Regions from separate parts of the Mus musculus genome. Here region 2 is linked to region 1. The links are chromatin loops, found by intact Hi-C in ENCODE. Cell type or tissue: heart. All regions are shown on one strand. Each heading gives the region's core, and the rest is flanking DNA. Links, peaks and the distances in the headings are about the cores only. Region 1 holds the start of Zdhhc20 (zinc finger, DHHC domain containing 20). Region 2 holds the start of Sap18 (Sin3-associated polypeptide 18).

Evidence for each region. Hi-C counts contacts between places; a loop is a spot of excess contacts. Peaks named below come from ENCODE experiments on the same cell type or tissue, not always from the same donor. Only the 100,000 strongest peaks of a DNase experiment are listed, where the experiment ranks them.
Region 2: a loop joins it to region 1, with 1.8 times the contacts of the local background. A loop is called at or near these places in 2 of 42 quality-filtered maps.

The regions. Positions count from the first base shown.
Region 1 is chr14:57,884,049-57,899,237 of GRCm38, reverse strand. Zdhhc20 (zinc finger, DHHC domain containing 20) reads left to right here and starts at 8,902. Exons shown (of 13, transcript NM_029492.5): 1 at 8,902-9,175. The coding sequence starts at 9,058. In heart, for the core only: no CTCF peak of the experiment used is centred there; DNase peaks (open chromatin) are centred at 8,917 and 11,887; H3K4me3 peaks cover 1,827 bases; H3K27ac peaks cover 1,276 bases.
Region 2 is chr14:57,790,237-57,805,425 of GRCm38, reverse strand. It overlaps Sap18 (Sin3-associated polypeptide 18), which reads right to left and starts at 7,237. Exons shown (of 4, transcript NM_009119.3): 1 at 7,072-7,237; 2 at 6,829-6,938; 3 at 3,810-3,932; 4 at 446-3,504. The coding sequence starts at 7,200. The coding sequence ends at 3,348. Mir3077 (microRNA 3077) reads right to left here and starts at 7,002; the gene lies at 6,939-7,002. In heart, for the core only: CTCF peaks have their summits at 7,825 and 8,589 (motif pointing left); a DNase peak (open chromatin) is centred at 7,265; H3K4me3 peaks cover 2,946 bases; H3K27ac peaks cover 2,051 bases.

The sequences.
Region 1 (15,189 bases), core at 4,133-12,132:
AAAGGCTGTACCCTTAAACTGTCAGCCAAAAGAAACATCTCTTTCCTTAATTTGCTTTGGGTTGAGTACTTTGCCCCAATAATGAGGATGCTAATTAGTTCACCACCAAAGTCTGTTCCTGCTCTCATGGCTCCTCCCAACACCTGCACTAAAGAATGAGGACTTACACTTACGCTGTGAAAGAATCTAATTCAGAGTAAGGAGAGAGAGAGAGAGAGACAGACAGACAGACAGAGACAGAGAGACAGAGAGAGAGACAGAGAGAGAGACAGAGAGACAGAGAGAGAACTGGTTTATTGCTTGCATAGAGTGTTACTGATTTCTTTGTATCCGGCCACTTTGCTGAAGCTGTTTATCAGCTGTAGGAATTCTCTGGTGGAAATTTTGGGAGGAGGGGTTTACAAAATCTCTGTTTCCAGAGAAAGATGAGATGAGGCTACATCACTGTGGTGGTTTGTGTGAACCTCAGATAGATCCTGAGTTCAGTGCTAGCCTGGTCTACAGAGCAAGTTCCAGAACAGCCAGGATTACACAGAGAAATCCTGTCTCAAAAAACAAAAATTTAAAAATTAAAAACAAGGAAAATGTACAACCTTGCTTAGATACAAAGGAAACTTATGTAATCCCAGAGACGTTCCTAATATTGGAGAATAGGAAGTCAGATATTATACATATAAAAGTTTCTCCTGGGCTGTGTCAGACTGACAACTGGGGCACTTTATAGCCTGAATGGCACTTCCATCATGGAGTCAGTTGTGCTAAGATCTGGGCCTCTGTTACAGAACTCAGGATCTGGAAGGTAGGAAATGTGGCAGCCTTGGGGCCACACCCAGTGCTTATCCCAATTCTCTCTGGGGATGTATTACTTGTGAGCCGTGCTGGTCACCATCCAGCACTGTCTTCTTCAAACACTTTAATTAATTATTATGCCCTTCTTTTTCTTTTTCATCTTTAATAACCCATCCAGGTGAAGTGACTGGCATAGCACCATCTTGTCCTGACTCATTTTGTGGTTGCTTAGACAGTTCTCAGCTTTCTACTTCCCCAACAGTCATGTCGGGCCTTGACAACGCACTTGAGAATTCCACGTCCCTGCATGGTCCAGATGTATTAACCAAATAATATTTTCACAAAAACCAAAATAACTGAAGAAGTCATACGTCCAAATTAGTTGTCATGTTACTACCGTGCTCCCATCAAAACAAATGTTGTAAGGTTACTCTGACCCTCCTGTACTGTTATGTACAATAGAATACATATATTGTATTGGTTTAATCAGTGTAGTTGTCTGTATCTTTCTCTTGTGGATTTATTATATACAGGGTGAGCATAAGGTGGGGCACAGGACTGGAGCACATGCTTTTTTTTTTTTTTTTTTTTTTTTGAGGCCCTACATAAACTCCCTAGCACACATACAAAAACTCGCAAAGCACACGCACCACCCCCATCCCCACCCCATACACCATCAGCAGGGTGTCTGGGAGTCTAGAACCTGGTCCCTCAGTGAGGAGTACCTGTGAATTGCCTGACTCTACGTTCTCATGCTCCACATGCCTCAACTTGCCTTTTTAGGGTGATAGACTCTACAGAGTCATTTGTTCCTAAAGCAAGACACAGCTCTCCTGCATTTCTCTGGGGGAAAAAAATTGGTTTTTTTTTTTTTATGTTGGTAGTGTGTGGAGGAATGATTCCTCATCCCTTGTGAATTCCACCACGGAGGACTTGTAATAAAAGGTTAGCAACAGAAGAGCGTCCAGATGTATTTACTATTATGTTTTATGTGACACGGAGCCTTTAGAAGTGAATGTCCAAACAGGGAAGCCCGTCTGTTTTTACATGCGATTGGAAGAGAAAAGGTGTGATTTAATGGTAATAAAACAGGAGCTTAGCAAGGCCTGTCTGTTCAGATGCCTCATGGAATCTCCATGTCTCCTGGGCTAATGGTTTCTTTTCCTGTGGTTCAAGGAGGACCCTCTAGTGTGGGGGTTGTATGTTCCACAAACCCCCAGGCACACTGCAGTCTTCTGCTACTTCCCAGCCTCTTTGGTTTTGGTTTTTCAAGACAGGGGTTCCCTGTGTAGCCCCGGCTGTCTAGGTGCTTGCTCTGTAGACCAGGTTGGCCTCTGACTCACAGAGATCTCTCCGCCTCCGCCTCCGCCTCCGCCTCCGCCTCCGCCTCTGCCTCCGCCTCCGCCTCCGAGTTCTGGGATGTGCCACCACAGCCTGTCTTCTGCTGCTGCCTTTTACTTGCATCCTTTCTTAGTATTAGATGTCTTGATGTGTTTTGGGATTCTGCTTTAATTCAGAATATGAACTCTTCTTCGCTCGTTTCCTTCATTGAGACATGGTCTTAACATATCTCAGTCTGCCCTCAAACTCAGTCTGTGTCAAAGACTCGTGGGTGCTGGGAACCCGGGTGTCTGCTGCCACACCTGATTTACCTTAACTCTTTCCACACCCACACCCACACGGCTTATCTAAGCTTATCTAAGCCCCGACCCTTCAACCCAGAGAGAGTGCTTGAACTATATTTAGGTCCCTGCTGGTGGTTGTAATGGAGAACCCAGAAACCAGTCATCAGGCTAGCTGACAGCTGGCAAAAAGGAAGGAGGTGGAGGAGGTCAGAAGGGAGGCCACAGTCTGAGACTGAATACATTGTTTTCCCTATTTCTTTCTTTTCTTTATTGTTTTGTTTTGGCTTAGGCTTTTTGTCCCACCCAGCAGGATCCAGTTATTCGTGGGTGCGAGGGGGACTGCAAACCTGAAGAGAAATGAGCAAGAAAGAGAAGCAGAGACCAAGGAAGATTCCTGTCAAGGTCTCAGTTTATTAGGCTGAAACGCCAGGTTTTAAGCACACAGCAAGGGGAATAGGGAGGGGTTGAGGGGGAATTAATTCTAACTAAGAACAAAGAAGTGGGCATCTGGGGACATGAAGGCCAAATTCAAACTGCAGGCAGGAGGCACTCTGAGTCTTATCTCTGGAATGTAGATCCCTCCTTAACAGCCTTGGGTGTCAGGCTGGGCTCAGCACATAACTCAGGTCCTTAAGAAGTCTTGGGAGTCAGGAAGAGATAAGGAAGAGGGGACTATAATTCAGCTTTTTACGGCCTCAGGTGCCAGGAAGGGAATAGGGAGGAGGGGGTGATGACTGGCTCCTTAGCACAAGGCCATTTGGCTTATTAGTGTGGGAAGCTGTGAAAGGCCTACTTTCTCACGGTATGGTCTCCAACAGCTTTTTTTCGAGACAGGGTTTCTCTGCTGGCTGTCCTGGAACTTACTTTGTAGACCAGGCTGGCCTCGAACTCAGAAATCTGCCTGCCTCTGCCTCCCGAGTGCTGGGATTAAAGACCTGCGCCACCACTCCCAACCTTATTTCTTTTGTTGGTGTGGGACGATAAAGGCTGAGGACAGAGAATGTGATCTTTTCAGTTTCCATTTTCTTCTTTTGCTGCTGTTTTTTGGAGTAATCTGAAGTTAGGGATGGCTTGTCTCTGCAGCCCAAGTTCAGGTTGTCCTCAACTCTCCTGTGGAACTGCCTCCCAGTTGGTCTCCTGGTCTGAAGTTTTTTTTTTTTTTTTCTTCTTTTTACTATTCTTTTACCCGTGGTCAGAGTGACTGTCACTAAACCCAGCTTTTCTGCTCACATTTTCTGCTCACCTTAAGTGAACTCAAAGCAGTTGCAGAGAGGAGTGAAATCATAGCCCAGCAAGGAACAGAAAGGTCTAGGATGCTGGTTCTGATCATTTATTTACATGCAAAAGAACATGAGTTAATGCATGCCCGTGAACACCAAACACAGACACAGTTCCCAAATGTCAGTAGGGAACTACCCTATCCTTGACCCTGCCTTTAAAAGAAAATTACAACCTGCTCTAAAGATGGCATTAAGACCCAGAAGCATTGGGCAGTGGTGGTGGTGCATGTGTTTAATCCCAGCACTCGGGAGGCAGAGGCAGGCAGTTTTCTGAGTTCGAGGCCAGCCTGGTCTACAAAGTGAGTTCCTGGACAGCCATGACTACACAGTCCAAAAAAAAAAAAAAAAAGACCGAAACTGCAGCAGCAGATCTGAAATAGTTTCTATGCCCCTGTTAAAATTGAGTGCATATGTGGCACTCAGAAATCAGAGACTGTTTGGAACATTAGACAGAAACCTGCAAGCATTCATTTTTCAGTTGCCCAATGTTTCTTACCCAGGTGGCACTGGTTCACAATAAATACTCCCCTTTTTTTTTTTTTAAAGATTTATTTATTTATTATATGTAAGTACACTGTAGCTGTCTTCAGACACTCCAGAAGAAGGAGTCAGATCTTGTTACGGATGGTTGTGAGCCACCATGTGGTTGCTGGGATTTGAACTCCTGACCTTCAGAAGAGCAGTCGGGTGCTCTTACCCACCGAGCCATCTCACCAGCCCTAAATACTCCCTTTAAGAACCTTCCAAGGTAGGAGGCAGGATGGTTAATTTCACATTCAAGATTATGTTGTAACTGAGGAGTGCCTTCCTAGAGATAAGAGGAGGCCCTAACCTTCCAGTAGTTAGGAATTTAGCCTTTATTGGAAAGAATCATTATGCCTGTACTAGTTAGGGCAAAGTCACTGGAGTAGCGTTCATCCTTAAGCCAAACTAAGAGAGAAAGGCTGGAAAGTGAAACGCAGGGTGGCAATGAATGGGGATCTTGCAGTGACACAGCCTGTGAGTCAAATAATGCCAAGGACTGTTGGCCACAGCCACAGGGGAAAGAGCAAAGAGGAATTCTTTCTGAACAGTTAGGTGGGGCAGATTCCATCTTTAACCCAGCACACAGGAGGGTGAGACAGGGAGATTGTCAGGCTAAGGACACCCTGGACTATGTCCTGAGTTCCTGTCTCAAAACAATAATAAAATACAAGTAAAAAAGAGTTCTTACTAGCCCTTTCCAAGAGAATGTAGGCCTCTCTTAACACTTTGGCTTAGAGTGTTTTGCTTCCAGAATCTAGAGAATTAATTTCTGTTGTTTTAAGCCTCTAAGCCTCTAGCTCAGAGGTTCTCAACTGTGGGTCTTAACTCCTTTGGCAAACCTCTATCTCTAAAAATATTTACCTTATGATTCATAATGGCAGGAAAATTTCAGTTATGAACTAGCAACAAAAATAATTCTATGTTTGGGGGGTCACCATAACATAAGAAACTGTTAAAAGGTCACAGTGTTAGGAAGGTTGAGACCCATTTCCTGGGCTTGTGATCTGTTATGCTCTTGTAGCCAATGTTATATGTAGGGAGTAAATTAAATCCTGAATGAATGTATGTTGTTGACATGGGTGCAGCCATGTCAAAGACCAATGCTTCAGCCCCATGGGACTGGCAAAGCCTCCTCTGGTTAGAATGAAAATGTTGGTTATGACTAAAAAGTGTCCACTGTCATTTCCACCACTCTCCTAGGATGCTGAGGGCCTGAAGACACCACTATGGAGATTAGCTAAACCTGTCTTGCTCAGCTGTATGCAATAGCCCTCTTTTCTCTTCACCTATATGCAATAACCGGCCTCTTTGTTCCACTGTATATAGTAAGCAAGCTGAGTTTCCAGAGTGTTGTGGAAGGAACGGCCTTCATTTCATATATCTGAATGCTTGGTCATTAGCCAGTGGCACTGCTTGAGAGGGATTGGATGTGGCCTTGGAATGGGTGTGGCCTTATTGGAGGAAGTGTGTCTCACTGGGGGAAGACTTAAAGGTTTCAGTGGTCCAAGCCAGGCCCAGTGGCTTTCTCAATTCCTGCTGCCTGCTGATGAGATGCAGAACTCTTAGCTCCTTCTCCAGCAACATGTCTGTCTGCCTGCCTCCATGCTCCCTGATACGCTGATAATGGACTAAATAAACCTCTGAAACTGTAAGACAACCACAGTAAATGCTTTCCTTAATAAGATTTGCTGAGGTCTTGGTATCTCTTCATAACAGTAGAACATTGACTAAGACACAGGGTCCATCAGAGAGCCCAGACCACCCAGTCTTAGCTCTTCTGTGTATGTCCTTTCTTTGTTCCCTTGGTGACCCATTAGGTCAATCCCTGGAACAGTGAGACTCAGAAGTTATAATGAAGTGACACATGAGAAGTTGCATCTGTTTTACATAGAGGCAGTGAAGGGTGTAAATTTTAGCATAGTTATAAAATTATATAGTTTTATAGTCTTATCTATATAAATAGAAAGATGGCCAGAGGAAAGCGGCTTCATTTCCCACATGCCAGTCATAGCCCTCAGACAGCATTTGGTTGTATTGTTTTGTTTTTCCAGACTTGGTTTCTTTGTGCAGCCCTGGCTGTCCTGGAACTCACTCTGTAGGCCAGACTGGCCTTGAACTCAGAGATCCACCTGCCTCTGGCTCCCACGTGCTGGAGTTAAAGGCTTGCGCCACCACCTGGCAAGACAGCAATATTTTTGTCTTCTTAAAATTTGCTTTTTTTACTTCTTCACTTTACATCCCACTCACTGATCTCCCCCCCCGGCCCCCCCCTCCCCCCCGTCACCCATCCCACAATCCCCTATTGCCCCTCCCTTCTGAGGGGCTAGGGCCCCCCTGTATGTCCCCCACCCTCTCTGGTACATCAAGAGATAGCATTCTTTTTTAAATCTTTAATTTTTTTTTTTTACAGTCCAGTCATTAGCCCCTTCCTGGTCCATCTTCTGACAATTCCGCATCCCATTCCTCCTCCCCCTCCTCCCCTCTCCTGCCTCCAAGAGGATGTCCCCACCCACCCCTCCAGACCTCCCCATTCCCTGGGGTCTCAAGTCTCTCACTGCTGTTTATGTAAAAGACAAAGAAAGGGGGCAGAGAAGGACAGAAAGAAAAGAAACGAGGGAAGAGGCCGGCCAGGGAGCATGTGGAAAGAAAGGGGGGAAGAGACAGCATTCTTTTTTTTTTTTTTTTTTTTCCTGGTTTTTTGAGACAGGGTTTCTCTGTGTAGCCCTGGCTGTCCTGGAACTCACTCTGTAGACCAGGCTGGCCTCAAACTCAGAAATCACTGAGTGCTGGGACTAAAGGTATGTGCTACCACTGCCCAGCTGAGACAGCATTCTTTTTTTTTTTTTTTAAAGATTTATTTTTATTTATATGAATACACTGTAGCTATCTTCAGACACACCAGAAGAGGGCATTGGATCCCATTACAGATGGTTGTGAGCCACCATGTGGTTGCTGGGAATTGAACTCAGGACCTTTGGAAGAGGAGTCAGTGCTCTTAACCACTGAGCCACCTCTCCAGCCCCTGAGACAGCATTCTTAATACTAGTTTTTCTGTCAGTCCTAATTCTGTCAAAACCACCCACCACCCACACACACCTCACTGGGAACTGAACCTATCACCACACATGAGTTTTATGTGGTCTTCCACTGGGCTCCATCCTTAGCCTCCAGATTCCATGTTGTATCTTAATTCTTTGAGACAGTTTTTCTGGGAAAATAGCTGAATTTTACCCACCTTAGTGCCCTAGAGTTGGGTCAATTTTGCCACTAATATGTAGTCAAAAATTTGAAGTCAGAATATGTTTGCTTTTTTTTTTTTTTTTTTTTCTCTAGACAGGGTTTCTCTGTGTAGCTCTGGGTGTCCTGGAACTCACTTTGTAGACCAGGCTGGCCTTGAACTTAGAAATCTACCTGCCTCTCTCTCCCAAGTGCTGGTATTAAAGGTGTGCACTTCTGGGTCCTAATGTCATCTTTAGGGCATGTTGCAATTTTCTTATTGTATACATGTTACTTTAATGTAACAGTAGTGTATGGTGACTAAATATTAATACTCATTTTACTAAGTCTTTATCATACTATAATAGCAGTTACCTTCTTCTTGGAGACTTTAGTAAATAGTCTGTTTTAGCTGACCTCAAACTCACAGAGTTCCACTGTCCTCTTCCTCCTGAGTGTGTGGAATTAAAGGCATGTGCCACTATGCCCAGGGCCAAAACCCAAACCAACCCAAACCAAACTTAAAAACTTTTCATTTGTCCTCAGACAACCCCTGGGCCACACATCCTCATGAGCAGTGGTCCATGCACATCCGCACATAGAATGTAAATAAATGAATGTACTGTGTTTTAAAAGAATGTATGAAATTATTCCTAATGATTGTACATTATGATGTTTCACAGCAAGGCTTCTAGATTCTAAGATTGCAGTCATTACTTAGCAATCTCCAGCTGTAAATATTTGAAAATCCCACTCCAGGAAAGGGCTGTTTCTATATTCTGCTTTCATGGTGTAACCTTAAATGTGGACTCCAAATCAAACTGACCTGTTGTATATGGCTTCCACCTTAAATCTCAGGCTCCTACCAATTCAAACAAAACATGGTGGAGAGAGCGATACGTGGACCAAATTATCCCAGGGGATTCTTCATTGGAGACACATTATAGTCACAGGAGTCTTATATTTAAGTATATATAATATTTTTCTTGCTTGCACGCTTGAGTGATGCACAGCCTTATGTAATAGGGAACCCGACTTGTATGGGTCCTGAAAGACCTAGGGGAAGAGTGTTATACAGAGTGCCACCCAAGGCACACAGGGCAGCTAAGAATTCATTCCTCTCCCCTTGCGCATCCCCATCCCTCTCGTCACCCAGTCCTAGATGGCCTCCTACACATCCTTAGCACTCTCCTCTCTTTTCCACCAAGGCACCCCCAAATCCCATGGGCGGGCCTGAGCAGAAGCCCCGCCCCAACTTCAGGCCCCGCCTCCTTCGGCCGGGTAGCCCCACCCCCTACGGGGATTGCCAGGCGCGGGACTAGGGGCGGAGCGGCAGGATGCGGGGCAGGGGCGGACCCGGTCCAGGCGCCGGGAGGGGCGGAGTTGCAGCGTCGCCCTTCACAGCTCGCAGCGGGATGAGAGGCGGGCCCGGAGGCGGGCCCGAGGGCGGGGTCAGGGGCGGACCCGGGCCAGGCGCAGGGAGGGGCGGAGTTGTGGCGTCGCCCTTCGCCACTGCTTGCGGCGGCGGAGCCTCGGGGGCGGGGAAGCTGGCGACAGGGCCGCTGGGGTCTTGTGGTCCTACAGAATCGTGGGCAGCGGGACCCGGCAGTCAGCAGAGGAACATGGCGCCCTGGACACTCTGGCGCTGCTGCCAACGCGTGGTGGGCTGGGTTCCGGTGCTCTTCATCACCTTTGTGGTCGTCTGGTCCTACTACGCGTACGTGGTGGAGCTGTGCGTGAGTGAGTACGGGAGGCGCGGGCGGCGGGCCGGGCCGCGGGTGGCAGGCCGAGGCCTCGGCGCCGCGTTCTGATTCCGCGGGGCGGCCTGCGCTTCCCCAGCCCGTGGGTTCCACGTCCGAGGGTTCCGGCCCGCGCTTCTCCGGCGGTGGGGGCCCCTGTCCGTGGGTTTCTGCCCACGGCTCGCTGCTCGAGGGGTCCCGAGTTCGGGCCTGCGCGCCGCCCACGCTCCAAGCTTCCGGGTGGCTGCAGTCGCCTTGGGGCTCCCACCCTTCTGTGACGGAATGCTCACAAAGGCCTTTCCTTTTGAACTAGAGAACCCCTTCTGAGACGGCTTGTGAGGTCAGTTTGGCTAAAACACACGCACACACGCACAAAGAAATCTTTTCCTCCCAGATTGTTGCTCCCCAAACTGCGCGAGAAGAAGCGCGTAAGCTGAAAGCAGCCTGGGGGCCTGGGAGGGAGGTGTGTCTCCCGGGTCTGCAGTGTGGGCTCAGCCCCTGGTCTGAGCTGTATTTGACCCTTTTTAATATTCATCTGGGGGTCTCAGTGCTGGATTTACACAAAATGTTGTTTTGAGGCACAAGGAATTGAACAAGAGAGGTGCAAGCTCAATGACTTTTTTTTTTTGCCTGTTTACTTTGTAGGTTTGTATTGCTTATACCTTTAGTTTTAGGGCTTTGGTTTAGTTTTACTTTTGCTATTTTTCTTATTTAATTTTTTTTACCGTATGGTTCTTACCTGATTTCCTGGGATAAAGGAATAGCGTTGCATTATACTTACATGACTTAGCCGATTGGTTCATTGTCATTAACACCCTAGGCCATTACTATGTCAGTGATACTAAATAATTGCCTGTAAGCTTTGAGTGTGCGTTCTATACCTACTGGCTCTTTACTGTGTTCGTCTCCCGTCAGCATTATTAAATAAAACCCTAAGAAAAAGCAGTCCCTTGGTTTCCCAGAAGTGATGTGGTTTTAATTTTCAGACAGAGCCCTCGGTTATCTGAAGGACAGATTTTCTTTGGGGAAAAACATACGGGGTAAATACAAGAATGAAAAAAAAAAAAAATCGGGCTGGTGAGATGGCTCAGCGGGTAAGGGAACTGATTGCTCTTTCGAAGGTCCTGAGTTCAAATCCCAGCAACCACATGGTGGCTCACAACCACCCATAAAGAGATCTGACACCCTCTTTTGGTTCGTCTGAAGTCAGCTACGGTGAACTTACGTATAATAATAAATAAATCACTCAAAAATGGTAGAGCCTAGACCTCAATTGTGGCTTTGGATTTGGCGAGCTCCAAACCAAGTACTTGTTTAAAAACTCAAGTTCTGTTCATAGAAGACCCTGAAGTAGCTGAGCTTCTGCAGGTTTTTATTTTTACAGATTTTTTTTTTTTTTGAGACAGGGTTTCTCTGTATAGCCCTGGTTGTCCTGGAACTCACTTTGTAGACCAGGCTGGCCTTGAACTCAGAAATCCGCCTGCCTCTGCCTCCCGAGTGCTGGGATTAAAGGCGTGCGCCACCACACCCGGCTCTGCAGGTTTTTAAATGGCAGCATCCTTAAGAAAATGACTTTGCTACTTAGAACATTTGATTTAGAAGAAACAGTGTACACCTGCCCTCTTGCTCTTGGGAGGCTGAGGTCCAGGCTAGCCTGGCCTTCAGTGTCTCAGAATAAAACAGCTGGGGCTTTCATCCCAGCACTAGGAATACAAAAGCAGGGGCAGACATATCTATTGAGTTTGAGGCCAGCCTCTTATGCATAGTGAATTCTAGGACAAACAGAGCCATGTAGAGAGACCCTGTCTCAAAACAACACTGTGTGTGTGTGTGTGTGTGTGTGTGTGTGATATACAAGGGTGCACACAGGCCAAGGCTCACTTGAGGAGGTTGGAGGATAACTTTGTGGAGTCAGTTTCTTCCTTCCACGGTAATGTAGGTTCCTAAGACTGAACTCAGGTCAAGTCTGCATGCTAGTTGCTTTACCTGCTGAGCCCTGTCAGTGGCCTAAACAGAACAGTATTTTTTAGAACAGTTATCTCTACAGCTGGGCTCTGAGTAATTTAATTATGGAATACCTTCCCAAATAGTAAATTTGTTGCATATAATAATTTAGACTCCTCTTTTTGAATACCAAAATGTTTGCTAAAATTATTAAATTAGAATTGACTCTATTTAAATGTTTTTATTGTTTTAATTTTGAGACTGGGCCTCTCAGTGTAGTCCTGGCTGTCCTGGAACTTGCTTTGTAGACCAGGCTGGCCTCGAACTCAGAGATTCGAAAGCCTCTGTTGGGATCAAGGGCATGCCCTCCCTCTATCCCACCCTCAACCCCTCACACCACTTCCCCTTATAGTTTTGGAGTTAAAGTTGCTGAAGGAACATTAAACATGTGAATTAGATTCAGATTATACAGCTTAACTTGAAAATAATTTTTATTCAAAAATACCCACTGTGAGGTTAAAAAGTTCAATAAATTTTTAATTATGTCAGTCTCTCATTTTTACATTTCCTACATGTGTGTGTGTGTGCATGTCTCTGGAGTCAGACTTCTGGGAGTCGGTTCTTGGATTCTACTCTGTGGGTTGGGAGTGGTTGAACTTGGGTCATCAGGCTTGGCCGTAAGCCCCTGGACCCAGAGTGTGTCTACGAATAAACGGAAAGGAATATGAATAGAGAACTGCAGTGTGTCAGTGGCGGAGAGGGAGCGAGCGTTTCCTTTACCCTCCTCTTTCCCTTAGTGTCCCAGCAGGGGTTTGTCTGTGGATGTAGGAAGTGAGACTCTGAGCTGTGTGGAAGGAACTTACTGAGCATAGAATTGACTAGGAAGTGATTCAACTAAGCTGCTGTCTTTCAGATCGTGATAAGAGAAGAACCAAAATAATACTGGTTTTAGATTGGGATTCCCTTTTAATTTTTTTTTTTCCTTTCCAAAGCTAATATTTGAGAATGCTAATTAGACATGCTTTGTTTGCTTGCTTGCCATGCTGGGTTGAAACCCAGAGCCTTCCATGAGCTAAGGTAGGCTCTCTACCACTGAGGGCATCCCTAGCTACTATGGCTCTCTTCACAGGTTTCCAGCATTTACCAGGACACTTCTGTCAGTCATTGTGAGCTGTAGGAGTAGTATATGGTCTTGGGCAAGTATATTATAGAGGTGATATAAGCAGCCCTTTTATTTCACTTCTAAGGAAACCTTTTAAAGAGCTGTGTGGTTTCTCCAAGGAGGGAGTGAACTTCCAAGTAGAGATTTAGGAAGAGGGACTGTAATTTCTGAGCTTATATCCGTGTCTTTCATAACATTGCCACATTTATAATGAGGCAAGATAACTGTCACAGGGCCTGGGAGATGGCCCAGGAGTTAAGAGCATTTGCCGTTCTTGTAGAGGACCTGGGTTTGGTTTAGTTTTGTTACCTTTTGACCCAGGTTCACTATGTAGTCCAGGCTGGCCTGGAACTCACAGAGATCCTCCTGCCTCTGCCTCCTGAGTGCTGGAATTAAAGGTGTGCACCAGTTCAGTGTTTTTGTTTTTAAAGTGGTATTTTTCTCTTTTTTGTTTTGTTTGTTTGTTTGTTTGTATTTCTTTTTTTGTTTTGTTTTTTGTTTTTGTAAGTACAGGAACACTTTTCACTCAGCTTTGATAGTTTTCTCTCAGCTAGATTTAAAAAAAAAGATTATATTGCAAAAATGTGCCAATTTTGTTATTATTAAACTGCTGATAGTGTCAGGATTATATGTGCTGTCTAAGAGAAGGAGCCCCCACATCATTATGATGTACAGTTTAAAGATGGTTAACACTTCATGCTCTTCCTGTAAACCAGGAAGCAGTGTAGACTTGGGTGTTCCTGAGCAGAGGAGGACTGCCCACGTTTACATATTGAAATAAGAGGTTAAGAATAACAGCGACTACATTTCAGGATAGATTTCTGTAAGGTAGAAAGCCAGATCTTGAAAATTAACATTTTAAAACAAAAAAATTTGTAATAGTTGGCCTTTTTTTTTTTTCTTTTTCTTTTTTCTTTTGGTTTTCAGGTTTCTCTGTGTAGCCCTGGCTGTCCTGGAACTCACTCTCTAGACCAGGCTGGCCTCAAACTCAGAAATCCACCTGCCTCTGTTTCCCAAGTGCTGGGATTAAAGGTGTGCGCCACCACCGCCTGGCATGGTTGGCCTTTTTAAACATTTTGATACAAGAGCCTGATTTTGTAGTCCAGGGTGACCTCAAACTCACTGTAGCCCCCCTGCTTCCTCCTAAGTGCTCGGATTGTTTACTTGTGTCCCCATGCTCAGCCTGTATTTTGATTTTTCAAGGAATAACTGATATGTTTCCTATAAGTATTTAAAAACTCTTGTTGACTATGCTGGATAGTTCTATGTCAACTTGACACAACTTTAAAGAGAAGGGAACCTTAATAAAAATGCCTTCAGAAGATCGTGCTGTGGGCAAGCCTGTAGGGCATTTTCTTAATTTGTGACTGTTAGGGGAGGGCCCAGCCCATTGTGGGTGGTGCCATCCCTGGGTTGGTGGTCCTGGGCTGAGCAAGCCATGAGGAGCAAGCCAGTAAGTATCTTTTTTTTTTTTTTTTTTGGTGTTTTTGAGACAGGGTTTCTCTGTGTAGTCCTGGCTGTCCTGGAACTCACTTTGTAGACCAGGGTGGCCTCGAACTCAGAAATCCGCCTGTCCACGCCTCCTGAGTGCTGGGATTAAAGGCATGCGCCACCATGCCCGGCGCCGCCAGTAAGTATCTTCCTGCATAGCATGTGTATCAGCTCATGCGTCCAGGCTTCTGCCCTGTTTGAGTTTTAATCCTGACTTTTCTGGATTATGATGTAGAAATGTAGCCAGATAAACCCTTTCCTCACCAAGTTCCTTTTGGTCATGGTGTTTCGGCACAGTAACAGAAACTTTGAGACAATGAGCATAATAAATTTCATCTATACATACTATACTCTTTGTTTTTGTTTTGTGACAGTCTCTCACTATCTAGCTCTGGCTATCTTAGAAGTCTTTATATAAACCAGGCTGGTCTTGAGTTCACAAGAGATCCACTTGGCTCTACCTCATCAAGGTGGTAACATCAAAGATGTGTAGGAGTCTTTTGTATCTTGCCCTTATACGATTCCTTTGCCAGCCCCCAGGTAGCTAGATTGCATCTTTTTTTTTTTCCCCCGAGACAGGGTTTCTCTGTGTAGCCCTGGCTCTCCTGGAACTCACTTTGTAGACCAGGCTGGCCTCAAACTCAGAAATCTGCCTGCCTCTGCTTCCCGAGTGCTGGGATTAAAGGCATGCGCCACCACGCCCGGCTCGATTGCATCTTTTTAAGTCAAAATCAGGCTTATTAAATCTCTGCTTCACAGTCCCCGATAGTTTTCCAGTTTGCTCAGTGAGTTCAGCTGTTTGCATGGCCTACCGCCCTGACTTTGTTTTTTATGCTTCAATTAAATAGTCTACTGTCCGTTCAGGCACAGTCACCTGAGCCCATTCTGCCTCCTGTCCTGCTGTAGCACTGCTTCTCTGCCTGTGACAGGTCTCTGTTTACATCATTGCTCAGTCACCCATGGAGGGCCCCCTGACTCTCCACACAACTGCTCCCTTGTCCAGACTTTTTTTTACCCCATGCCTCTTTTTCTTAGCAGCACGTATGTGTGTGACAGTTGTTTCTCAGCTGAGCACCACGGTTATTGCTGTATTTCTAGAGCCTAAAGTAGGGAAAAGTAAAACAGAACAAACTAGGACCAGGACAGGGCTGGTGATGGCTAGGCAAGACTTCTCAGCCATAGCCTCCGTTTTCTCAGACAGCGATACAGAGGAAGTCAGTGTCCCCTTTGGGTTCTTCGTCTCATCAATAAAAGAATTCAAGAATGGACTCAAATAGAACACAAAGTTTATTAATGTTTAAAAGAGAAACTACAGAGCGGGCAGGCTAGAAACCTCAGCATCTGCCTGAAGGAGGCAAATGGAGGGCAGACAACATGGCTGTGATAAAGGACCAGGAAGCTAAAACTGTTGAGGTAAA
Region 2 (15,189 bases), core at 4,718-12,717, 94 kb after region 1:
ACTTACATAGCCAAGTATAAATTCATGTTCATCTCCCAAATGAGTTACCTGCTGCTGAGAGCCTCTGCCTTGGTCTCATGTTTACTGAACATAGTGTGACTTACTCAGATTTAACTGTCATGTGTGCTTCTAAATGCTGTGTTTATTAGCATATGTAGTTCTTACATTTGAAGTAGGAAACTGGCACTTCAAATGAAGTTGAGCATTAATTTTTTTTTTTTCTTTGTGTGTGTGTCCTACACTGTTTTGCACAGCCCCGATGGTCTCTAAAATCTGGGATGTCCTTTCCTTAGCTCTCACCTTGTTCTGTAACCTGACATTTCTCCCTCCTTACCATCAGATCTTGCCGATAGTACATAAAAAGTTGGGTGAAAGGCCTGGAGTGCAGCTCAGTGGTAGTGGTGCCTAATGTGCAGGGCCCTACATTTGATTAAAACTGCGGAAGTTGTGGGCATTGGTCCCTCTTAGGTTTATTGAATCCTTTATCTGGTATAGCCATCTCACATTTTGGAGACAGACAAGCTCACACCATATCCAGAACTGAACCGTGTAGTTTCAGCAATCCTCTTCTTCTTGACACTTGTCATAAGCATCGCGACATCCTTTTCATCCTTACTCTTGATTTTTTGAGAGGCTTTGTCTGATCTTTGTACTTAAGTCCTTGGCACCTGTCAGTGGTGAAAAGCTTGAGTCAAGTGAATCAGGAACACTGCAAGTTTCTCAAACTGAGATAGCCTCTGAAAGTTCACCTCATTCACATTTAAATTATTTTAGCTGGGTACAACCAGACCTATAAGCCCAACAACAGGATGGTCAGGAATTCCAGTACAGAAAAACCCTTTAAGTCACTGTACATGAAGTTTACTTGGAAGTGAAAGCAGAATAGGGTTATACAACCAACCTATGATGCAGAGTAGAGGGACAGGCTGTGTCCCACTTTGGAAACAGTTAATGCTCACTGAAAACTCCCTGTGCACAAAGTTCTCTATTCCACTGACTCCCACACTGGAATGTTATGCAGCTGGGCAAGGGGGGTTGGTTCATACCTTTAATACCAGCACTAGGGAGGCAAGAGGCAGGAGATCTCTGAATTTAAGGCCAGCCCGGTCTACAGATTTTGAATTCTAGTACGGCCAAGGCTACACAAAGAAACCCTGTCTTAAAAAAATAAAAGGCTCTGCATTATCACCACAGCACCTTTTCTGGGTAAAGACTTCTTATTAATGTGACTTTTTAAGTGTTTAATATTAAAACTGTTCTTTGGCCTGGACGTGGTCTTATCTTACACATACCTTTAATCCCAGTATAGAAAGCAAAGGCAGGTCAGAAATCTGAATTCTAGGCCAGCATGGCCTACAAAGTGGGAGACCCCGTCTCACAAACAAGAGCTACAGGGAGCACTTGTTGCTTATGCCAAGGACTCAAGTTCAGTTCCCTGAAGCCACAGAGAGACTTACAACCAGTTGTAATGCTAGTTCGGGGGTCTGACAGCTTCTGACCTCTGAAAGGTCTGTACAGACATAGTGCACATATACACAGGCAAACTTATAAAGTGACAATCGGAAAAACCCAGAATGTAAAGATGCTCTCTGGGCCACTGAGATGGCTCAGTGAAGGAGTCTACTCTATCAAGCATGACAACCTGAATTTCATCCTCGGGACTCAATAGTGGATCCAGAGAACCAACTTCTAAAACTTGTCCTGACTTCCACACACCCCTTCCCCCAAAATAAATGTAATTTTACTTTGATTATTCTTGGGTTTTTGCTTACTGGCCCTAGGAATTTCCTTCTTTGGGAGAAAAAAAGAATTCATGATTTTGTTCTGAGACTGGTTACCTGGTCAAGATTAAGCCTACTAGAATACTTTTAGAAATTTACTTGTCAACTCTAGGAAATCATAGCCATTGGCAAGTGTTTAAGCCAACAGACCAGATAGGCAGTCACTCTGCTGTTTTTTTTTTTTTAAGATTTATTTTATTAATATATGTAAGTACACTGTAGCTGTCTTCAGACACTCCAGAAGAGGGAGTCAGATCTTGTTGCGGATGGTTGTGAACTGCCATGTGGTTCTTGGGATTTGAACTCTGGACCTACGGAAGAGCAATCGGGTGCTCTTACCCACTGAGCCATCTCACCAGCCCCCACTCTGCTGTTCTTAACCACCTTCGTGGTGGAAACTATAGTCATGTATTAAGATTGGGGTTTGCAATCGTATAGAATTCAATAAAGCAGGGCCAGTTGTTCCTAATGCCCATCATGAGCTAACCAAGCAGCCACACCTTTAGCAGCCACAGGAATCAGTCACTGCAGCTCAGTTGTGCAGGTTTTGTGAGACATGCTTAGCAGTGTGGCTCAGCTGTCCCACATAAGCTAGGAATAGAAATGCGTATCAAAGAGTAACTACTTAGTAGCTTTTCCCTCTCACTCGCCCTCCCTTCAGGTGCATGTGCCAGCATGCACATTACACATCTAATAGGAAACAATGACTTCGGGCTCAGCCATCCCATTTACTCTGTAACTACTACTCTAAAGTCTACTGCAAATGTTTAGCTTTCATAGTTCTCCAGTGAGGTCTCCAGCACTCAACAGGCTGTATTTCCATTCTCGGCTCAAGGTAAGCCTCCCTCATAGCCTAGTTTGGATTCATTTCCTCCCTTCACTTGGTGCCCAGAGGCAAAAAGGGGGTCAGATCCCTTAGGACTGGAGCTGTGAGCCATCATACAGATATTGGGAACAGACCTGGGTCCTCTGCAAGAACAAGTGTTCTTAGCCGGGCGTGGTGGCGGATTTTTGAGTTCGAGGCCAGCCTGGTCTACAAAGTGAGTTCCAGGACAGCCAGGGCTACACAGAGAAACTCTGTCTCCGGGAAAAAAAAAAAAAGAAAAGAACAAGTGTTCTTAACCTCTGAGCCATCTCTCCAGCCCTTGCCACCTACTTTTTCGATCATCTAATGCCACAAACATATTCACCACTTTATACAACCCCATGGCTTTCTTATTTTGCCTCTTTAGGGCTTAAAATGCCCTCTACTGCTGAATAAACCCCTACATTATCAGGTGAGACTCAAGCCTCCATTAACTTTTACACCTGGGCTGATTGAACACATGTATTTCACAATACAGCTTTATACAGAATGCTAAGAGCACTTTTCTTCATATTTTACATAAGGGCTTAAAACATATGGACTTTAATATACCAAAGTACATCCAACTCTAATTCCTAAATAAATGTGTTACAATTTGTTGAAAATTTAAAGGCTTAATGGCAAAGTCCGGGGGAAGAAAGGATTAAGTAAGTTTATTTTACAAACTGGCTGAAAAATAACTTCAAGAAAGTCAATAGACTTCAGTAGGGTCTCATCCTCCCTGACGAAGGCGGCGCCCGATTTGGAGGCGTGATGGCTATGTCCAGATAATCCCCTATTTGGAACTTCTGTGACTGCAGGGTCATGGAGTCATCAGTGCCCTTCCTGCCAGACATGGTGCTGCCAATCTCCTTAACTCTGCAGAAAAGAAAGCCAACGGTTAGTGGACTAGAACTGTATCAACAGAACGGTGCAGACTACAGGGGTGATGTATCTCCAGAATTCAAGTGAAGCCAGATCTGAATATAAGCCTATAGCTACCACTACTGTCACTAAAGACAGACACGAAAGGCATTATCCCAAAGCCAGGCATGGTGACATGTGCTTATAATTCCAACACAGCTGCATCTTATCAGAAAGAGAATATATATGTGTGTTGCTGGGGAGGGGACCTGATTTGCAAAATGCAGAAATAACAGGAATTAAAATAACAAGTCACCTACCGATATCCAGGTCTTTTAAGATCCATAAAAACAATTGCAAAATTGAAGTGTGTGCCCTTCTTTCTGGCTTCTGGGTAGACTTCCTTCACTAAACTAGTCAGTTCTTTCAAGGTTGCATCCATCCTGAATTTTTTGAAGAGATAATTATGATGAATATTAGTATAACAAGGACATTAAAAACAGCAAGTTGTGCATCCAATGAGTCATTCGTAGTCCAGTGCTGCACACTATATGATGGCAAGATGGCCTGGCAGGGAAGTCAGTTTGCTGTACAATCCTGGCAACCTGTGTCAACCCAAATAAGGGTCAAAAGGAGAGAACCAACTTCCACAGTTGTCTTCTGACCTCCACAAATCAAGCATCTCATGGAATGTGTGCACGCGCGCGCACACACACACACACCCCTAATAATAACAAAGAAAAAATTGCCTTGAATATTTCCTGAGCTGTCCTCCATGGGGGAAAACAACATCAATAAAATAAAAATCCTGCTACAAGGGCTTAAGGCTAAGGCCTTGTTCTGAGACTACATAACATCATCTGGCTCAGCCATCTACTTATCTGCAAGTAACCAGTACAAATTATTCAACTACACAAAATAACTATTTTCTAAGATACACAATCTCCCATACATTACAGCATCTGAAAGTGGAGTGCATCCTAGAACCAGTGTGCTACAACAGCATCTTCCTAAGTATATGTAATTTCTTGTTCTCTCATAGAATCTTAATGATGGAGGCAAGGCAAGATGGCTGCTTAGCGGGCAAAAGTGCTTGCTGACAGGCTGACAACCTTAGTTTGATCCTTGGAACCCACGTGATGTAAAGAGAACTGCCTTCCAAACCTGTGCTCTGACCTCCACACATGTGCTACGACACTCCCATACGCCACACATACACAAAATAAATCTGCCAGTGGGACGGCTCAGCAGGTAGTCACTTACTACATAAGCTGGCTGTCCCAAGTTCAATCCCCAGAACTCTCAAGTAAATGTGGATAGAAAAATATTCCAAAAGATGTCCTCTGACATAAAAGCTGTAGCACTTACACAATGCACCTATAACACAAAAATAACCAAAAAAAAATTTTTTTTTAAAATAAAGGAATCCTAAAGCCAAGAACATGAAATGTTAAGACAAACTGCAGGCCCCTTTTACAACTTAAGCCATTATTAAATTAAAAATACTTATCTGAACTCAGAACTAAATACAGTCCCTTGTGCTAATACAGCACAATCCAGGGCAAGGTAACTGAAAATGTAAACATGGCAGCAACAGTCAGTTTAGTTCATCTTTACACTGCTTTTGCCAACAAAGAGGTAAGTGAAAGGCAAAGTTGAAATAGCATTCTGTGCACTGGAACAAACGGCAGAACCCTAGAGAGACACTTCAGAATGACAACCCTGATGGAACGGTACCAAGGAGAGAGCTAAAGAACGCCCTGCAGTGTTACTGTGAACGTTACAAATCTCCACATCGCCGTACTCAATGCATGGAGGGAAAATACCCAGAAGGACCACACTGTCCCCCGTTTTCTGCGCCAGGTATTTATTTCTCCATGTTCCTGTAACAGAACTCAGTCTTTCAGACGGAGGGACACTGTCACTCTTGCAGAAGAACTGAGTTCAACTCCCGCACCAACAGAGCAGCTCACAGCCATTTCTAACTCCAGTCCCAGAGATCTGATACCCACTTGTGACCTCAGTAGGCACCAGGCATTTATGCGGGGCACACACATACATGAAGGTAAACACACATATACATAAAAAACAAATTACAATTTGGAAGATATAATATCGAAACTGACACAAACTATACATACACCAGTGTGCATAGTTCAAGTAAAATCTTATTTTTTCATAACTGTATGTAGTTCACTGTGTAATAAAATAAGTTATAAAACTTCAGACAACTGTTACCTTCTTATGTATTTTTGCAACTAAATTTTACCTGGCCAGAATTCATACTCTATTCTGCAATTAACTCCGAAATTTTATATATCGTTCCTAGTGAACTTCAATGCTGGCATAAACTCTGATTTTCTTTTGAGGCAATTTTTAAAAATTAAACAAGCTTTTACAGTCTGAGTGCCCTAGCAGAAGAAGGGTAAGCTTTATAGCAGAAAGTCTCAAGAGCATATGCTGAAAGGTGTGTACAGTAAACACTACATTTTTAAAGTGAAAAACTTGATTATTCCAAGATTTTGATATCCATGTGGTTCTGGAACAATCTCTACAGATAACAGAGAGATAACCCTCTTTAGAAAGCTGGGCTCACGGAATAGAAAAGCAGCACTTAAGCAAAGTCCGGGCAAGCTGGAAAATTCATTTGTTGGGGGACACGGAATTTTAGTATGTGGAGAGTGGCTTAAATTCAGCCGCTACTCAGTAGTTTTCCCTTATAAATTCAATCACTAGCTCGTGTTTTGGATGGGGGTGGGGGGATGGGGGGTTGTTTGTCTGTTTTCCCGAGAAAGGGACTCTTTTGTGGTGTATCTTACCACCGCAACAAAAATGTATTAAAATTCGCCTTTGCTGCTTTTCCAAAGCTATTACAGTGTCAACCTGACACAATCCAAAGGACAAGCCTGTAACGGTCCTAGCTGCGTGGGTCCTGAGCAAGGCAGGTACTCGGAGATGAAACACTTGGGACAGCCGTCCTCACCGTGCAAACACCAAACGCTTTGACACCAAGGGCCGGGGCAGAAAGGGCTCGGTGTTGATGGTGCTTTTTAATATCTTGGTGCTGCGTGGCTCGAGGCTTCCCATTGCCTCCACTCTGCGAACACGGTTCACTCAACAGCCATCTCCCTCCCCGTCCTCTACCATCTTATCCTACCGCACCGTAAGCTACCTACGTATCCTTTTGTACCGGGCGGCCACACGGCGAGAGCGACGCCGGTCAGTTCACTCTGACCTAACGTTTCATCCCCACTCCCGAAAGGCGTCACACGGCGGGCGAGCCCGCCCTGGCTGTCCCCGAGGACGCAGCCCGCCAGGCCCGGGTCCCGCGCGGCTCACCAGGTGTAGATCTGCAGCTCGCTCGAAGGCACGTTCCCGCGGGAGAACTCGTCCATTCGGTGGTGGCGGCCGTTGTTGGTGGTGAAGACCCGCAGCAGGAGCGGGCAGGTCTGCGGAGAAGCAGGGAGTCAGCCTCGGGCGCGCCATTTGGCCTGCCCGCCCACCCGTCCGCAGGCCGCGCCCGCCCTCCCGCCAGCTCGCCGCTGCTGCCACCTCTGCCCCGCAGCCGCCCGCAACCCGCACCTTCTCGCGGTCGATCGGCTTCTCCGGCTCCTTCTTAATTTCCTCCTGGGTAACGCGCGACTCCACCGCCATCTTCCTCCTTCGGCCCGGGAGACGCTCGCCCTGACCTCCGACCCCTGCGGCGAGCATGAGCTAGTCGTCTCTCGCGAGGAAAGGCACGAGGTTTTATAGGAAACGAGTGGCAAGGCGGGGCATCGCATGGCGCAGGCGTATTTCCGTATGTGTGGGTGCACACGCACGCACGCGCGCGCGTACGTGTTGCCTTGGGGAGAGGGGTGGGGCACACGCATGCGCAGTGCTCTACAGGCGTCTTGATCGTTCTTAGTTGTTTTCTTACGTGCTCACTGCCCAGGTCAGCTTAACGTAATATTTTCATGCGTAGTGATGAAAATGTGTAGCGATCACGAAAAACTTAAGAAAATTCACATGACATGTAAAAATATGAACCAGGTAGTCATAGTGATGATAAACCGACTGAACTGGTTAATATGGACCCCCAGTGCAGAAAGGTACTGCAAGGCCAGCGAAATGATACCTTTTCTGTAGATGATGGGGTAAAGCTGTCTGTTTAGGGGCTATGAATGAAATAGGCTCTTTTTATGTCACGCAAAATTCAAGAGAGGCAAATCCAGCGGCATGGTGATGCATACCTTCACCTGGTCTTCAGAGTGTCAGGACAGTCAGGGCTATGTGGAGAGAGCCTGTTTCAAAACAAAAACTACAAAAGTATCAGTGAGAAAGACTGATTGAAAAAACCTTCATGCCGGCCAGTGGTGGCGCACTCCTTTAATCCCAGTACTTGGGAGGCAGAGGCAGGCTGACTTCTGCATTTGAGGCCAGCCTGGTCTACAGAGTGAGTTCCAGGACAGTCAGGGCTACACAGAGAAACCCTGTCTCAGAAAAAGAAAGAAAGAAAGAAAGAAAGAAAGAAAGAAAGAAAGAAAGAGAGAGAGAGAGAGAGAGAGAGAGAGAGAGAGAAAGAAGGAAAGATAGAAAGGAAGGAAGGAAGGAAGAAAGAAACCTTCACAATATGCTATAGATACTAAAACATAAACCCCATAGCTCCATTTTAAAGCAGTTGCTTTAAAAATGAAATCTAGACAGTAAGCATGTAAGGTTCGGAATGTCACTGCTAACCCAGAGAGTTCGTTAAAGATCTGGTGACTGCTTTTAATAGATTGCTTTACAAACAAATCGGATGTAGTATATCTGCAAAAATTAGACACTGCCAGTAGCAGCTGTTGGCCTTGGCACTTCTGAACTCCGGTGAGAAGGCAAGCTGGCACACACTTTGGATTCTTTAGGGTTCCTTGCTAGTCATCCTCTAGTCCTTACAACCCCTTCTTGCTGATAGACTCTAGAGAAAATCTTTGCTAGGAGTATATCCAGAGACATTATGAGAATGCTCTTCACTTGAGGTTCTTACAGAGGACCAGGCTACAATTCAAAACACCTGTAACTCCAGTTCCAGAGGCTCTGATGTCCTCTTCTGGCTTCCTTTGGGCACTGCATGCATGTGGTGCACAGACATGAAAACAGTCAAAACACCCATACACACAGCATAAAAATAAACAGATTTAAGAGGATGTAGAATGCTCATAACTTCAGACAGAAGCTGCTCCTGTAGCGAGGACAAGCCAGGCCTTACTAAATCCTCTATCTAGGACCTCCTTCCCTAAACTGCTGTGCTCCTAGTCGTTAACAGACCCAAGGCAGGGTGGGACAACACAACTTGCTAAATCTCTGCCTAAATTCCTGTCTTGTACCTTCACTATCTGCTAAATTCAGAGGTCCTCCGCCTTGTAGACACCTCTACTTCTACATCTTTATTATAAGCTGCTTTCCTTACTTCTGGGACGACTGCTGGATCCCCATCATACCGCTGCATCCTCTGCCAAGTGGCCAGATTACCAATCCATCACAGGACACCTCTCTGCCAAATCTGGAGTTTTCATTACTTAAAATATTAGCCATAAGGTGGATCTCTGTGGGTTTGAAGCCAGCCTGGTCTGCAGAGTGAGTTCCAGAATAGCCAGGACTATGAAGACCTGTCTCGAAGAAACACACACACACACACACACACACACACAGAGAGAGAGAGAGAGAGAGAGAGAGAGAGAGAGAGAGAGAGTCAGAGACACAGAGACAGAGAACAAAAGAAAGAAAACAGAAAAAAAAACCCACCAACAACAAAATCCACACCAATGAATTGATAAAAAGAAAAAAAAAGTAAAAAAAAGTTAGGATGTCATTCATTTTGTAGAGTTCTTGCTTAGCATACTCAAGGCCCTAGATTTGATCTCCAGCAATTCAAAAACTAAGCATAGTTGCATATGCCTTTATTCCTTTATCTCCACATTTGGGTGATAGGAAGATAAAGAGTTCAAGTCATCTTTGACTACAAAGTAAATTTGAGGCTAAAATAAATATAAGACACTGCTTCAGAACACAGGAGGGAAGAAGAACTACTCCAAGGGATGTAGTGGCTATTCCTGGTTGTCAACTTGACTATATTTGGAATGAACTACAATCCAGAATTGGACAACTCACCTGTGATCCTAATCTGGAGGCAGAGAGATACAAGTTTCTGACCTAGATTTTGTCATGGAAATCTTGAGATATAATGACTATGAATCCCAGAAGATTAAGAAAGGGAGATCTCTGAGTTCAAAGTCATCTGGGACAAAGAAAGTCCCAGATCCAGGCATGGTGGCACACACCTTTAATCTGGGCCACACATCCTGCTGGAGACCTACATAAGGACATTGGAAGAAAGAAGATTTACTCTCTCTCTCTCTCTCTCTCTCTCTCTCTCCTTCACCTGCTTGCTTTGTGGGACTGAGCAACTGCTAGATCTTTGGACTTCCATTTACAGCTGCTGCTGACCATTGTTGGGAGTTGGACTACAGACTGTAAGTCATCAACTAATTCCCTAACTATATAGAGACTACCAATAAGTTCTGTGACTCTAGAGAACCCTGACTAATACAGAAATTGGTACCAGCATAGTGAAGTATTCCTGTGACAACCTGACCATGTTTTGAGGAGGACTGTGGAAGGACTTTGGAACTTTCAGCTAGAAGAGCCATTGGGATGCTAAGAGCTCTGTGGGGTGTTCTGTAGGAGCTTTAAAGATAATGTTGAGAACGGTGCAGAAGATGGAGGCCTGGCTTGTGAAAATTCAGAGGGAAGATTAAGGACTTATTAGGGCCATTGCTGTTTTTAATGTGAAGATTCTGTGGTTTGGGTTAGCTGGGGCTGAAGAATCAGCTGTGATTAACAAGATACCAAAACGACTACAGCAAAACCTTTGCATTACTAGGACTATTGATGCTGGTTAGCTGGAGCTAAGAAATTAGTGGTGATTAAGAAGAGACCATCATCATTAAGGTGACATCTTCTGGGAAGTGTTTTTTGAGAGCACAAAGAGGCTGTGTTCCAGAGATAGCCAAGGTTGTACTGCATGCTGCAGCAGGAATTGGTAATGTGTAAGAGTCACCCAGGTGGTACTGGTTTTGAAGGCATGAAGGGGTCATGCAGAGCAGCTGAGGCTCGGCACGGTGAGAGGCCATGGAAGGCCATTGGTGAAGGTACAGCCTCAGTTGCAATGGATGGCCCAGGACTGAAGGGGTCATGCAAAGGAGTTGAGGTTTGGCACCATGACCTAGGAGAGGCTATTGGTGAAGCCAAGTTTCAGCAGAAGACGGCAGTATTTTAGAGATGCCAGTACCATGAATGACCACCAAGAACAGCAGCAGCAGTGGAGTACAGTCATCTGGAGCCTAGAAGACAAGGTGTGTGCTACAAAGGGCAGGGCTGGAGAAGTGACCCAGGCCCTTGGAGGAGCCCTGAACATTAGTTGCCCAGACATTGGATGGTTGGAGTTTGATTTTTATTTTGATTGTGACTGTGTCCTGATATTTTTCCCTCTTGAAGGAAGAAAGTATTTTAGTGGAACCCACAGTTAAGAGACTTTTAATTGTAAAAAGACATTGAATTTTAAAAGATATTCTATATTTTAAAGGGATTGAAATTTTAATAATTTGCAAAGACTGTGGGACTTTTAAAGTTGTTTAGATCTTGAGGATGAATAAGAAACTAAGGGTTGAGGCTTACTAGTGTTGTGTTTGTGTGTCAAGTTGACAAGGGGTCAATTGTACTGGATGGTTTTGTGTCAACTTGACACAAACTGGAGTTATCACAGAGAAAGGAGCCTCCCTTGAGGAAATGCCTCCATGAGATCCAGCTGTAAGGCATTTTCTCAATTAGTGATCAAGGGGGTGGTGCCATCCCTGGCCTGGTAGCTCTGGGTTCTATAAGAAAGCAAGCTGAGCAAGCCAGGGGAAGCAAGCCAGTAAGTAACATCCTTCCATGGCCTTTGTATCAACTCCTGCTTCCTGACCTGCTTGAGTTCCAGTCCTGACTTCCTTTGGTGATGAACAGCAATGTGGAAGTGTAAGCTGAATAAACCCTTTCCTCCCCAACTTGTTTCTTGGTCATGATGTTTGTGCAGAAATAGAAACCCTGACTAAGACAAGGGACAACAGCTAAATGACTTTACTAAATACAAGTAACAGGCAAACAGACACACCTACATGAGCAGAAAAGGGACCTTTTGAGACAAGGTGTTGCCATGTAGCAGCGGGTGGCCTAGAGCTTTCAGTGACCATCCTGTCCTTTAAATGGGGCATAATGGGCCATCCTAATAGGAATATGGAAGACCTTGTTGCCGAGTTTGATTTGAACTGTGCAGACCTGGCCCGAGAGGGTTCAGTGGAGAAGAATTTCAGACTGTGGCCTAGAGACTGTTCCTGTGGTGTTTTGCTGAGGAATATTTCTGCCCTTTTCTGAAGGCTCTACCTGAGGCTAAGGTAAAGAGATTTATATTAATTGCATTGACAAAGGAAGTGTCAAAAAAAAAGCCCAGCAGACACTTTTTTCTCTGGTTAAGTCTTATGAAGAGTGTTTTGAACAAGCATAGCAAGTTTAGAAAGGAAAAACTATAAAATATATGGTTCAATTATTAAAGGGGCACCAGCAAGTGAATTGAAAAATAAAAGGACTGAGACAATTGATGTTGGTTAGCTGGAGCAAAGAAATTAGTGGTGATTAAGAAGAGATCAGCATCACTGAAGTGAAATCTTCTAGGCATTGTTTTCTGAGAGCACAAAGAAGCAGTGTTCCAGAGATAGCCAAGCTTGTATCTCATGATACAGCTGGACTTAGTAATGTGTAAGTGTCACCCAGGTGGTACTGGTTTTGAAGGCATGAAGGTTATGAAGAGCAGATGAGGCTTGGCACTGTGAGAGTTCATAGAAGGTCATTGGTGAAGGTGCAGCTTCAGTTGCAGTTGACAGCCCAGGACTGAAGGGGTCATGCAAAGGATTTGAGGCTTGGCACCATGAAGAGAGCCTATGAAAGGCTATTGGTGAAGTCTAGTTGCAGCAGAAGACTTCATGTATTGGAGATGCCAGCACCTACCATGGCATGATCACCAAGAACTGCAGCAGCAGTAGAGTGGATCAACCTGAGCTTAGAGTGCTACAGGGGGCAGAGCTGAAGAAGTGACCCAAGTCCTTTGAAGGAGCCCAGAAGATCATGTGTGGATCCCAGACACTGAAACAAGAAGCTGTAACATTGAAGCTGCCTTGGAGACCCTGAGATTTTCAAGATGCCACAGCCATATCTCCTGAGGAATGCTGCTAACATGGAGTGGAACTCGCCCAGGAAAAGAAGATTGTTGCAGTCAACAAAGATGAAAAAGGAGTTGGAGATCTGAATACTGCTTTGACATCAGACATGGAGATGCAAAGTTTGGAGTTTACCCAGCTTGTTTCCTGTGTGGATTTGGGGATTACAGTTAAGTGATTGGATGGATCTCAGAAGAGACTTTGAACATTGGACTTTTAACACTGTTGAGATTGCTATAAGCTATGGGGATTTTGGAAGTTTGGAAGTTAGACTAAATGTACTTTATTATTATTATTATTATTATTATGCTATGGGTAGGTATGGCCCCTATAGACTCATGTGTTTGAACAAGCCTATGGGGGCCAGGGAGTGGAATGTGATGGTTTGTATTTGCCCAGGGAGTGATACTATTTGGAGGTGTGGCCTTGTTGGAGTAGATGTGTCCTTGTGGGTGTGGGCTTTAAGACCCTCATCCTAGCTGCCTGGAAGCCAGTATTGTGCTGGCAGCCTTCAGATGAAGCTGTAGAACTCTCAGCTCCTCCTGCACCATGCCTGCCTGGACACTGCCATGTTCTCACCTTGATGATAATGGACTGTACCTCTGAACCTGTAAGCCAGCCCCAATTAAATGTTGTCCTTTATAAAAGTTGCCTTGGTCATGGTGTCTGTTCACAGCAGTAGAACCCTAGCTAAGACACATAGACACTTGTTTATGGTGATGGAACTGCTCTGTTCTGCCCCAGAATGATGGTTTCTATATCATCATACATTTTCCAGGCCAGTAGAATACATAAAGCCCAGAGAGACCCTAAAGTAGACTATGGACTTGGATAAAGATAGCACTGTGTGGAGGTAGCTGTGTAACCAATGTGGCCTTCTTGGGGACATAATAACAGAGCAGGTCTAGAGGCGTGGCCATGGCTGGAGTAGGGAGGGAATGTAGAAAAGTCAGATTGCACAGACACAGCAAGCAGGGGTTGGGTGGTCTGCATTCTCTGCTAGAAAAAAAAACACAGCACCCAGAAGCTCGGGGTGTTTATAAAGTTGAACAAGAAGACAGGGTTATTGCGTACAGCTGAACAAGAAGGCGGGGTTTGCGGTGTACAGCTGCATCAAGGAGACAGATTTAGCCAGCCTTGGTAGGAGCAGGCTCTGGAGAGAGAGCAGTCCATAAGTATCTGGGCAGGGAAAACTATGGTTAGACATTTTTGGCACACACTGCAAATGCTTTTGCCTTTGGTCCTCCAAAGAAAGCTCTGCCATTTGCCTCTGGGCTTCACCCAGGAGGAAGAGTTTGCCAGGCCTCCATGGATCTGTGGCTCTGGGCTCCCTGACAGGGCCATGAGTGTTTCAACAACCAACTCTCACTCAGGACGTGACTCACCAGACCCCGGCCCTGCTGCAGGCCATCCTGGCTGAGTTCCTCCGTTTATTTTTGTTTATTATTACTTGATATATTTTTGTTTATTACTGATGGAAGTATCATGCAATTCAATTGACCTAGGTTTTTTTTTCACCCCTAAGTTCCTTTTGTATCACTTTAATTCATTGAAAAAATATTTTAAGATTTTTTTTTTTTTTAAAAATGGTCTCTGGTTATGTGTGAGTGTATACCAGAGGGGTGCAGGTCCTCGAAGGAGCTAGAAGAGGGCGTCAGGCCATTGGTGCTGGAGGTGCAGTTAGGACTCACTCCACTGGGGCCTAGGAGCCCACCTCAGCGACTCTGGAAAGCAGGGAGATCTTGTCACCTCTGGGCCATCTCTTCACTCTTTTCTTGCATAATTTTTTGATGAAGCAAGGATGGTGGGACAAGCCTGTGATACCATGTTCAGAGAGCTGCACCAGGAGGACTGTCACAAGTTCAAGATGACATAGGAACTCCCAGGACTGCCAGGGAAACAAAAACGAGAGAGACAGAGAGGGAGAGAGAGAGAATCTCTACAATTTTATGAGAAGCCTGGTAGTTTGTTTGTCAGGCAGGGTTTTTGCTTCCTTTTTTTTTTTTTTTTTATTTATTTATTTTTTTTTTATTTGTCGGGCAGTGGTGGCGCACGCCCTTTAATCCCAGCACTCGGGAGGCAGAGGCAGGCAGATTTCTGAGTTTGAGGCCAGTCTGGTCTACAGAGTGAGTTCCAGGACAGCCAGGGCTACACAGAGAAACCCTGTCTCGAAAAACCATGTATACAGCATTCTGCCTGTATCATGTATACAGCGTTCTGCCTGCATGTACATCTGCAGGCCAGACGAAGGCATCGGATCTCATTATAGATTGTTGTGAACCACCATGTGGCTGCTGGGATTTGAACTCAGAACCTCTGGAAAAGCAGTCAGTGCTCTTAACCGCTGAGCCATCTCTCCAGCCCCCTTCCCCAACCCACCCCCCAGAGTTCTCAGCAGACAGACTTGCAGATTGCAGCCTGCCCAAAT